3 separate regions of the Homo sapiens genome follow, and regions 2 and 3 are each linked to region 1. The links are chromatin contacts, found by Hi-C or POLR2A ChIA-PET in ENCODE. All regions are on one chromosome and are shown on one strand. Each heading gives the region's core, a stretch centred on a gene start or an enhancer-like site at or near the end of the contact. The rest is flanking DNA. Distances are from core to core; before and after follow the strand shown.

Region 1 (3,873 bases), core at 186-2,685:
TGTCACGGTGGGAAGGCTGGGAGAGGCCAAACCACCTTTCCCCTTTGCCAGGGCTCCCTGATCAGTTCTGCCTATGTGCTACTAAGGGAAACAGTAAGGCTGGAGGAGGGAAAGGGGACACCACCCTTCTCTTTGCGCACTGCTTATGCCAGCAGCATCCGAGCAATACCGCTTGCCCTGTAGTGCTTCTTGAGTCGGATTTCAGTTCAGTGTCTGGGTTTTTTAACATTTCTATAACCATTCTCCCTCCTCAATAGCACTCCCACATCAGAAGCTGAGTCCCAGCTCCCTGACTTCTCCAGATCCTAGAACTATCAGCACCAGCAGCAGCACACATTCCATTCCTGTGGGGCTTGGCTCTGTGAGGCTCCTCTCAGCTCCCAGATTCTCCCAACACAACTTCTTTCCTTTGTTCCCCCAGACTTCGAGCAGGTCATTTCTTGCTATGCCTGTCTAACCCCTTCCCTAAATTCAATTCTCTCTGTTAAGATAACCAGTATGTTTCTGCTTTCCAGTCTGGATTCTGATTGATACACAAAAGCTGCATTCCCACATCAAGGGAACTCCGAGTGTTCACCCTCCGTGGTAAGGGGAGACTGGGAGACCCCACAAAAGCATCCCAAGAGAGGAAGAGTCCCTTTACACACCTGCTGCCCCGTGTGTGGATGCCCACTGAGCACGGAAGTTGTCAAGTAAGAACTCTCAACTCCCTAGTGTTCCAAATCCCAGTTCTGGTGGAGTCAGGTATTACAGTCATAGCAGAGCAGAGGACCTTAGCAGCCCTAGGCAGAGAGGGGCTGAAGAAGCCAACCAAGGCTTCAGGTGTGGTTGGAGAAAGAAGTCTCAGCTTCAATCAAGTTTTCAAGTTGGATTAATACATGGGAATGAACTGTTACTTATCTGCTATATTGTTTTTGTGATATCAAGTAACCTGATTTTTTACATGTCCAAAAAAACAACAACAAAAAAGTATTGAAGCCTACCTTAAATTTCATCTAGGGACAAAAGGAGGAACTAGCCCACCAAGCAGGTTTAAAGGGAGTGTCGGACACAAAAATGACATGCCCCATATTGCAGTCTAGAAGGAACAACACGGTGAATTGTCTACTGCAGGTAAGCCAGGGGTGTTACAGGCGTCCTGAAAGGATACAGCGCAGGGTGCTGCAGCCAGGCAGTAAACAGTTGTATTTCTCTTTTCTCCACTGTCCTAAAGAGACTGCCCTGGGTGGCCCCTGCCTCGATTAGGTCACCAGATAGTTGCATTTGCCCTCCTCTGCCAACTCCCTAAGGTCAGGGTGGTGGCGTGCGGATTCCTAGCAGACTGCACAAGGTCTGAGGAAGGCTGGGTGGTGGACACACAGTTGATTAGTGATAGGAACCATGGTGGAGGCTTGTCAAAAGTCAACAGAAAGACAGACCAGCAGGGGTTGCCTGATTCTACGTGGAGCCCTGAGGCTGGGACTCAGCAAGAGCGGCAGGAGGGGACTGAGCGTGCTTTTAAGGACTGTTCAGAGAGCAAGGGGACCCAAAGGGAGAAGGAAGTGCACACCCTGACACAGAGAGTGAGGTGGAGACCCCAGCCGTGTCACAGAGCAGCGTGGGCTGGAGACTAAGCGCGGGGTGCAAGGGCTTCATGCGCCCTAGGGAGGAGGTCACTGTGGGCAAGAGGTGGAGTGGGGTGTATGGAACAGCCAGGCACTCGCAATGAGTCCATCTCTCAGTTCACCCCGGTCAGCCCTAGACTTCTGGGCTAGCCCAGCCGCTCCTTGCGTCCTGGGATGGGCTGCAGGCCTGCGAGTGGCAGGCGCAGCCCGGCTGCAGGAGCGCGGCTGGGGCTGGCCGCTCTCGCTGCCCTCTCTCCGGAACTGTTTTTTTCTGTCCTGGTCTCTGAAAGCCTTATTGATTGCTCAAAGTGAACTTCTCAGCCCACGGTTTCCTCACCCCCGGGGCAGCTTGCATTTCCTCTGCCGCGGCCTCTGTCGCCTCCCCTCCCGCGCGCCTCGGCCTTTTACATTTCAAATGCTCGACAGCTGGGCCAACTTCTGCTTCCGCCCAAAGAAGGGCTCTTTGCCGCTCACAATGGCCGGCCAGTGGCGCGGGGGCTCTTTTCTCTCCAGCTGTGAGAGAGGCTTTTTCAAAGGCCGGGGGGAAGCTGCCGTCCAGCTGCGCGCCTGGCCGCGGGGGCCCTGCATGCTAATCAGCGGCGCGCAGAGCCGGGCTCCGTGGGGCCGCGCAGATGCGCCCTCTCCGCCCGCAGAGCCTTCCGGGCAGGTGAGGCCAGGCCGGCCGGGCGTCACCGCAGGTGTGCACTCCGCGCGCGCACTCAGCTCGCTTTGGTGTTTCTCCAGGCCCTCAGGGCCCACCACTCCTAGTCCCAGCCCACAGGTCTGCCCGAGTCTCCGCCCAGGAATGTGGTCCTGACGCAGGGTGCTGGAACCAGGCTTCTGTATGCACTAGAGAAATGCCCTTGGCTCTATGACGGTGACCACAGAACCTGGACACACTGGGTGGGGGCGGGGGCCGGGGGTGGTGGTGGAGTCCTGATCCTGGCCACAGCCAGATGATTTTTGGAATAACCCGGCTTCAACTTGTTCATCACAGTTTATTCCCAGTTGAGTGCTTTTGTTCACCCTGGTCTTTATTTTGGGAGAATCTTCTGCTTTGTACCATGAGCGTCACTGCCTGTGGAAACCCTCTCCATCTGTGAAGTCCTCTTTCATATGGCCTGGCCGTCCATCCCCGCAGGCATTCCAAACGTCTTCTCTTTGGAGCACCGTGTTATTTCACCGTGGTATTTTGCTTGTCTTTAATAAGAATACCAAAGATACATAGTAATTGAGGCTTCACTAAGTTCCAGGTGCTAAAACCTGTCACATGCATTAATCTCATCGGGGTTGGTACAGTCCCTCAACACTGGAATTGTACAATCGTCATTTTATATGCTGGGGACCAGGGCACAGAGGCTGAGTGCTGGCAGGGCCATGGCTACCATGGCTAGATGCCCCGCAGCCCCCCGCCCCCACCCCCACACTGCCTTGTGTAGGTGTCCTCTCTATGTGTCTGATGGCTTTCCTGGGACTGGAATCTCCTTTAGGACTGGACTCTAGCATCTTTCCTCTTGGTGATCCGTAAAGGGCCCGCCTTGCAGACACAAGGGATAAAGGAGATGGAAAAGTGGCATCCGGAAATATCCTGAGCACCCACACTGCCACCTGCAGTAGGATCATCCCTGTCACACATGTGACTTCACCCACGCGGCCACCCACAAGGAGAGTTCTTAACTTCACCATTTTTTTAAATGATAAACATTAGATTTTGGGTGTACTGGACAGTAGAAAACAAAAATGTATATAACAGCTCCCGTTACTTATTATGGCTACTTGTATTGATGTGGCTCATGGGCTGCTCTCAGAGTGGATTTCTTCAAGGCGTGATGGACATGAGCTCCAGCTTCCCTCTCTCCTCTCTCCTCCAGTGTGATGCCTTCACCGGTTGGGAGTCATAGTGAACTTCCTTCTTTTCAACATTGCTTTAATGCTTATGATACTTATTTACAAACCACAACTCAGTGAGACAATTACTGTTAGCCATAATTCAGAAGTGAAGAAATCTAGATAAAAGAGTTAAAATGCCTGTTAAAATCAGAGAAGGACATAAACTCATTCTTGTACACTGGAAGTCTCAAACTCTTAATTCTTCCTTGGCCTAGAGATGAGTTTTTTTGGACCACATGATGTCTTCTTGTATAAATTTGAATTTATTAAAAGGTACTTAAAAAGTAGAATATTTTACGTTTTAAATATCCAGATTTCTAGTCTGTCTAGACAAATATCAGATGACCTGGCCACACTGGGCCTTCATTTTCACATGGCA
Region 2 (3,595 bases), core at 393-2,892, 730 kb after region 1:
TGACAGCGAGAGCCCTGATCACAGTTCCTGTTTCTGTCCAGGGCTGCTTGTACCACAACAGGCCATCAGATGGACGCTGTCCACAGTCTATTACGGCAAGGGGGCAGGAGGCCTGGTGGGAGCCGGTAAATGACTCTGCCCTCTGGGAGGGATACCGGGGTGGTTGGGGAACGCATCTGCTGTGCGCCACACCCTCGTCTCCAGGCCCTGCGTGCTCAGTGGGCTCTCAGTTGCCAGGTCCGACCTGGGTGGAACATCGTTTCCGAGCTCTGTCTCGAAGTGAGTTCCATAGACAGTTTGGTCCTAGGTCCTAAATCTCCCTGCTTTCTGGCATATCATCTTACGGCTCTTATAGGCGCGCGCACACACACACACACACACACACACACACACACACACACAATCTGTCCTCTCCATCCAAACACAAAGGCTTTTTTTTTTTCTTTTTGAGACGGAGTCTGGCTCTGTCCCCCAAGCTGGACTGCAGTGGCGTAATCTTGGTTCACTGCAAGCTCCACCTCCCGGGTTCACGCCATTCTCCTGCCTCAGCCTCCCGAGTAGCTGGGACTACAGGCGCCCGCCACCACGCCCGGCTAATTTTTTTTTTGTATTTTTTAGTACAGACGGGGTTTCACCGTGTTAGCCAGAATGGTCTCAATCTCCTGACCTCGTGATCCGCCCGCCTGGGCCTCCCAAAGTGTTGGGATTACAGGCGTGAGCCACCGTGCCCGGCCACAAAGCCTCTTTAAGTTTACTTTTTTGGGGTTGACAGCAAGTTGTTCAATACAGCCCTTAAAATATTTATTATTTTAAGGAAAGTAGATGCATAGCTGTGATAACTTCAGCAAATAGTTTTAATTAAGCTGATTTAATGAAAATCCAGTACAATTTTGATTTTTTAAAACATTTGTATATGTGTTATCTCCAACATACCTAACAATTCTCTGTGATTCTAACTCCAGCATCTTCTGAGGCTACAAGTGTCACTTTTAAACCAGTGAGTTACTGCAGGGAATTTAGTCAGCCCACCTGGTAACAGCCCATTCGCCATCTTCCAGTTGTGTTTTATCCTTTGTAAATGTCGTAATTTCCAGAACCTTACTCTGAACATTTTCAATATCTACTCAGTATACACTGAGGAATTTAATTAATTTTCATTTTGTTCAAAGTTAAAATTTAATGCAGTGCTCAGTTTAAAAATAAGATATGTATAAATTATAATTTAGCGTGCATTCTAAAGTGAATTATTACCTGGGGTTTATTAAATAAGCTCCTTCTTTGGTATATGAAGGGAGGTATCAGTGGTCACATTTCACTCTGGGGAAGGAAAGGAAGATTGACTGAGGCCCAGCCAGGCACCAGACAGTGAGCCAGGTGTTTCCATGCCCCTCGCCTCCCTGAGCCTTGCAGTCATTCTGCGGGGTGGGCGTCTGTAGGAAGGAACGTGGGACCGTGTGATAATCTGGACATTGCGCTTGCACCGGAATTTCTTCCTGCTGGTTTTTGTAGGTCTGTGTTTCCCAGCCATTCAGTGAGAGGCACGGGAGAGAGCGGACACACTGAGAAAGGCTGAACGGCTGGTCTTTTCTATTTAAGGGAATCTCAGAGCACATGCCATAAATTATCCTCTCCTCAGTTTTCTTGACGCACATGACGAGTCCTGAGTCAACCTTCAGGCTTGGTCCTGTGGCGGCATTGCTTGTGGACTACTGAGCTGCCGCACGTGTCACAGCCAGACACGCACGGGGTCATTCCACCACCCAGGGCTGGCCCCCACCCTCCATGCTCTGCTCCATTGTCTGGGCAATGGAAGGCGATGATGGTGAATGCCTTTTTCTTTTTTTTTTTTCCCCGAGACTGAGTCTCACTCTGTTACCCAGGCTGGAGTGCAATGGCACAATCTCAGCTCACTGCAACCTCTGTCTCCCGGGTTCAAGCGATTCCCCTGCCTCAGCCTCCCGAGTAGCTGGGACTACAGGTGTGTGCCACTGCGCCTGGCCTGAATGCCTTTTTAAAAAAGTAACAGCATACTTAGAGTTTCCAAGTTTCCAAGATACCACATTATACCTGACACGCTCATCTCACCGGACCCAGCCTCTCGGGGAAGAATATTGTAACTTCATTCTTCAGGCCTCTCCTTTCCACAAGGACTCCCTCCCCAACTCCTGATAAGGATGTTATTTTCCACAAAAAAATATTGTATACAATTATTAAATAAACAAAGGATTCTGGACAGTCACATCTCACTAAGCCACAAAACGGCCACCCTGGGGTGTGCCCTTCCTCACAGTGCTTTTCTTTTTTTTTCTTTCTTGTTTTGAGATGGAGTTTTGCTCTTGTTTCCCAGGCTGGAGTGCAATGGTGCGATCTTGGTGCACCACAGCCTCTGCCTCCCGGATTCAAGCGACTCTCCTGCCTCTGCCTCCCAAGTGGCTGGGATTACAGGCACATGCCACCATGCCCGGCTAATTTTGTATTTTTAGTAGAGACAAGGTTTCTCCATGTTGGTCAGGCTGGTCTCAAACTCCCGACCTCAAGTGATCCACCCACCTCGGCCTCCCAAAGTGCTGGGATTATAGGTGTGCGCCACCACACCAGGCCCATGGTGCTTTTCCATGGCCACCGTGCCCTTCCCCAATCTCACAGGGGTGGCTGGGCTCCCACACCAAGGCCTGGCCGCCTTCCTGACCTCCAGCTTTCTTTTTGGCTAATCTTCCCAATCCACAAATCGTTGCATCTTAAGAATAGAGCACGGTTCTCGTCCTCAGTTTGACATACTAAACTACTGGCAAAGATGTATTCTTGGGACAGCTTTTTAAAGTCTGTCTGCAAGCAGCACCAAGATTAAATGCATCTCCCCAGCCTGAATGGGGATGGCATTTTTCACAAAGAGTGGTCCTGCAGGCCAAGGAGATCACAGCTTGAACTGAACACCTGTCAGTCGGTCTAGACAGCAACTGCTCTAATTTTGGAAGTGCAGGCGATCCGTAAAGCCAGCAAGCGGGGATGACTTTAGCTTCATCTATTGTGGACACAATTAAGTAAGTGAGATATATTTATGAATTCAAAACAGCTTCGTCATTCTTTAAAATCGGAGTTGAAAATCCAAACCGGAACTATTCATATGGTTTCTCCTTTTAAGTTACAAGGTTTCCTATCATGTATATGAATGAAATATAGTTTACCAAGTGAGAATAGTTTCTTTGTATTTAATTAGAAAATGACAGCATTTTGGTGGTGGTGAACAGTCAACACAGATCGTCTAACGGAATCCTTTCCTTCACTTTTGGTTCTCTGTATTCCGAGTTTTCTTGTTTGTAATCCTATTGCTGTCTTCATTAGAATATAGAAATGCTTCTATCTTGGCCTGACATTCACTTCTAGCTGCATTATGGGTGTGATTTAAGAAAAAAAAACAAAACAGTTAACTAGGAGACTGTGTTCCTTCCCACACTGTGCCCATGGAGGCAGCACATATGTTAACTCTTTCTAGTTTTGGACGAGAGTGGGTGAATATGATACGTATTGCTGGCCAAATTCTGTGGATTTTTTTTAGCACAGTGCATTGATCTAACAAATATCTTCTTACAGTTGT
Region 3 (3,841 bases), core at 364-2,863, 820 kb after region 1:
TCATGCTCCTCTGTTTCCAAATATATTCAATGGCACTGTAGCAAGGACATCACCCTGGGCTATGCCAGGATAACACGGCTGGAAGCTCACAGCTGAATGGCCACACTTATACTCTGCTAGTCTTTGTGTGTTGAGACCATCACCTCTAGCTGCACCCAGTTAAAAGTGAGAAGCAAGAGAAAAGTCCAAGTTGTGGAATCAAGTTGTGTTGCACTGGAGCCGGGAGAATTCAGGCTCTTGGCATATAAAGAAGGAGTTAATACAACACACCCAGGCACCGGGCTTCTGCCTCTCCCCTCCTGGAGAAGAGCAGGAGCAGGCCAGGGGCTGGAAGAGACAGCTGGCCCCCTCTCCTGCTGTGCAGGCCAGGCTAGGCAAGCTGAGCAGGCATCGGGAGGGAGGAGTTGCTGAGGACACTTGGGTGACCATCAGCAGCCAGGCCCTGCTGCCCACAGGAATGTTCCCAGAGGAAGCCACGGGCTTCTAGAAGTCTCAGGTCTTCCCTCCCAACACGAGGCCCTCCTTCCCTGTAGCCTCACCCTGTCCTCAAACACTGTGCATTTGGCAACATGTGAGTTGGGTCTTCATCCTCAAAACCCACCCTCGAAACACAACATGCATGTCTATACCTCCACCCTGGGGTCAACACTTGGCCAGCCAGGAGAGGCCTTGACCACACTCCTGGACCCTGTCATCTTTCCTTCCTCCATAGGACAGCACAGAAACTCAATAAATGCCTGTGGAATAAAGCACACATTTTATTTTTGAATCCAGTCTCTGTTCCCCACAGAGCACGTAAGCGTGAAGGCAGGTCTGTCTGCTTCCTTCACGCCCATATCCCAGCACTTACTCAGAGCCTATCAACCAGCCGGAGCTCGAGAAATAGATGATGACAAAGTAAATAAATTCATCTATGGAGATACTAAAGCTTTCCTAGGACTGGCAAAAAGGAAAATCTTCAACACAGCTAATACCCGATTTGCAGATCAACTTCGTGTTATTGTCACTCATAAATGCCCTAGCTGATTTGCATAGCAAAAATAAGATTTCACTGAATGCCACACTCAAATCACTTTGCTCAGAATTACTCAGCAGAGGGCTGGATTTGTAAATGTGTTTAGTTTGGAAGTTCCTGACTTCACAAAAGTTACTTTCAGTTACTAGGAATTTTCCAGTACATTTTCTTTGGCTTTATAAAAAAAGATCTGATCCAATCATGATTTTTCTCTCTAGAATTTCTACATTTAGCTTCAGGATTTATCAATGACATTTTTTCAAAGCAAAAAAAATCTCTTCAGCCAACAGTATATCTGTTTCAGAAGGGAAAGTTGGATTTTTATTTCCCCCTTTTTGAAGCCGTTGGTGCATCTGGGAGAGCTCGCAGTCTTACCAAAAGCTTCTCTGTGGTGGCTTTGGGGAGAACAGCAAATTTGGAATCTCACTTGCCAGTGGTATAGGCATCAGAGTTCTTAGTGGACTTTTGCCAAAGGCCATTAATAAAATACAGTCCAAATGTCCTAATTAGCATGCCCTCGAGTGTGGCCACGTGTAGAACTTGGACTGGCTCTTGGCCACGAGCTGCTGTCGCAAAGCTCAGATCCCTGCTTCAAGCAGGCTATGTCACAGAGAATCCACTGCAGAGAGCCTTCTGGAGATCGGGGCAATGTGCGGAAGGGCACGTCCCTGCCAGCCACCCGTACTCTGGCCAGGACCCGGAGCTGGGCACTGGCCGCACCCGGCTGAGAGGTGATGTCAGATGTTCCTGTCGGGATCTGGCTTCTGGCTAGCAGCAACTCCCGTGTAATGGAAGAGTGGCTTCCCTGCTAAGCTTCAACCCTGAAGCCAATTAACGACTCAAATCCTTCAGGAAGCACTGCTTGGGTTTTACCAGAGACATAAAGGTCTTATCCCATTAATTGGTGCTTAAATAAAAAGAATAAATACTGCAGAATCTAACCTAGAGTTGGTCCCTACCTTTCGCTACCCTGAATGTACTATGACCCTAGAAAACACTTATTTTATAAGTAGTTTTTTAAAATAAAAATAAATACCCTGAAAACTACTCCAGGATAGATTTCTGCATAATGGAATTGTAAAGAAAAGAATAATGATTACTCCCTGTTTTTAGAAAACTAGATTTTTGTAGTTGAACTTCCTTTGCTACTGAAATAGTGGACAGAGTGTCCAAAGATAAATTTACCCAAAGATAAAATTTTGCATCCTTACATGAGATGACCCTGGGACACCCAGCAGTGCTAGGTATTTACATAAGCTGGACCAGATGGATAACTCAATGTACTCCAAACAATACGCCTCTGAGAGCTGGTTTCCTTAACATCGGTTCAGATGGGAATAGCCCTGTATGCACAAAGGGTGGTAGGATTTTTTTCACAGTCCCTCTGTCCTGATATCCAAAATCTGATGTTATTTTCTAACATTTTAGGTTTTGTTCAACCTAGAACCATTATTGATCCCTGCATCCTTGGCACCCGGCACAGAGACTGTTGCTTAGTGGATGAACAACAAATTTTTGCCAAGTGAGTGGTGATCACCATCCCTGAGCTCCCTTAGATATTCTTAGATATTTGTTCAGTAAAATCTGCTTTGAGGCCACTGATATAGTTTGGCTGTGTCCCCAGCCAAATCTCATCTTGAATTGTATCTCCCATTATTCCCGTTGTTGTAGGAGGGACCTGGTGGGAGATAATTGAATCATGGTGGTGGTTCTCCCATACTGTTCTTGTGGTTGTGAATAAGTCTCAACCTGACGGTTTTATAAGGAGAAACCCCTTTTGCTTGGCTCTCATTCCTTTTGCCTGCTGCCATCCATGTAAGATGTGACTTGCTCTTCCTTGCCTTTTGCCATGATTGTGAGGCTTCTCAGCCATATGGAACTGAAAATCCAATTAAACCTCTTTCTTTTGTAAATTGCCCAGTCTCTGGTATGTCTTTATCAGCAGTGTGAGAACAGACTAATACAGCCATGGTGAGGGTCATTGCCAAAGGCAACTTTCCTGAGAGCCTATCATAAGCTGACACAGCTACAGTTGTGGTGTCTCTTGAGTAGCCTGCCCTTTACAAGGACATAGTCTGTCCCTAAAAAAATTATCTGGTGGTGTTCACTTCTGAACAATACCCCAAGAACATATTGCTTGGTGCCCACTCTCCTATTTCGTCCCTCCAACCTCTGCTCCACCCTCCCCAGCCCACAATCAGCTGGAGGTGTCTCCTGCCAGAGGCTCAGCACTCCCTTCCTGAACAGGCACCACTCTCCAAGGCTGACAGCCTCCCCTCAGCCAGGGTGGGTTCTGCCCCATGCAGCTGAGAGTCCAGCAGGGAAGACGAAAGTCACCAAGTAGAGCAAACAAAGTTCAATGCAAGAGGACCAGTAGCCGCTGCTCCCCAAGTCTCCCCAGATACTCTGGACTGTTCCTCAAGGATCCCACACTTGAGCTCTAAGTCCTCGGGTTCTCATCTGGGTCTCCCCAACACAAACACCCAAGGCTCGTGCTTTTTGTTCTAAAATCCTGTGCCACGCACACTCCCAATGACGAGTGCTTCAATAGTGTTGAGGAAATGTTGTGGGGTATTTTCCCATCAGTAGCATTTTTAATAAAAATATTCTAAAAGCTAACTGAAGCCGGGATTGGCCCATGGGCTTGGGACAATCCCCCACCCATTCTGACAAGGGAGCCCAGTAATTCTATGTGCAGAGTCCTCCTCCCAGGAAAGCCCCAAGTACTCGATTCTTTATCAGGAGGTGTCACAAAATGTCACTTAGAGCTAGAGGAACTTGCTCTGTCTCCAAAACTATGTTCATTACTTCCTCTGAACCACCCAC

Evidence for each region. Hi-C counts contacts between places; a loop is a spot of excess contacts on that map. ChIA-PET counts read pairs that join two places held with the same protein, here RNA polymerase II (POLR2A). Pooled maps may share reads with other maps.
Region 2: a map of sigmoid colon shows a loop between it and region 1 (4-fold over the local background). The contact joins two enhancer-like sites. A Hi-C loop is called at or near these places in 2 of 168 maps with a recorded cell type or tissue (chondrocyte and sigmoid colon), 1 of 37 single-sample maps with no recorded cell type and 15 of 50 pooled maps.
Region 3: a loop to region 1 is called in a pooled map, with 2.9 times the contacts of the local background. The contact joins two enhancer-like sites. A Hi-C loop is called at or near these places in 3 of 50 pooled maps. POLR2A ChIA-PET finds 5 or more read pairs at or near these places in 2 of 52 experiments (GM12878 and WTC11).

The regions. Positions count from the first base shown.
Region 1 is chr2:7,429,181-7,433,053 of GRCh38, forward strand. LOC100506274 (a long non-coding RNA gene) reads left to right here. Exons shown (of 6, transcript NR_038432.1): 4 at 1,000-1,113. Among named protein-coding and RNA genes, the nearest start is that of LINC01871, 290 kb to the right of the region's middle. RefSeq lists enhancers at 906-1,639, 1,640-2,373. Within about 2 kb of position 1,436, at least 11 of the 41 ENCODE cell types and tissues checked have a DNase peak (open chromatin) inside an H3K27ac peak, as active enhancers do.
Region 2 is chr2:8,161,134-8,164,728 of GRCh38, forward strand. The region is part of intron 7 of LINC00299 (long intergenic non-protein coding RNA 299); the gene reads right to left. Among named protein-coding and RNA genes, the nearest start is that of LINC00299, 170 kb to the right of the region's middle. Within about 2 kb of position 1,643, at least 2 of the 41 ENCODE cell types and tissues checked have a DNase peak (open chromatin) inside an H3K27ac peak, as active enhancers do.
Region 3 is chr2:8,247,687-8,251,527 of GRCh38, forward strand. All of the region lies in intron 7 of LINC00299 (long intergenic non-protein coding RNA 299), which reads right to left. Among named protein-coding and RNA genes, the nearest start is that of LINC00299, 79 kb to the right of the region's middle. Within about 2 kb of position 1,614, at least 7 of the 41 ENCODE cell types and tissues checked have a DNase peak (open chromatin) inside an H3K27ac peak, as active enhancers do.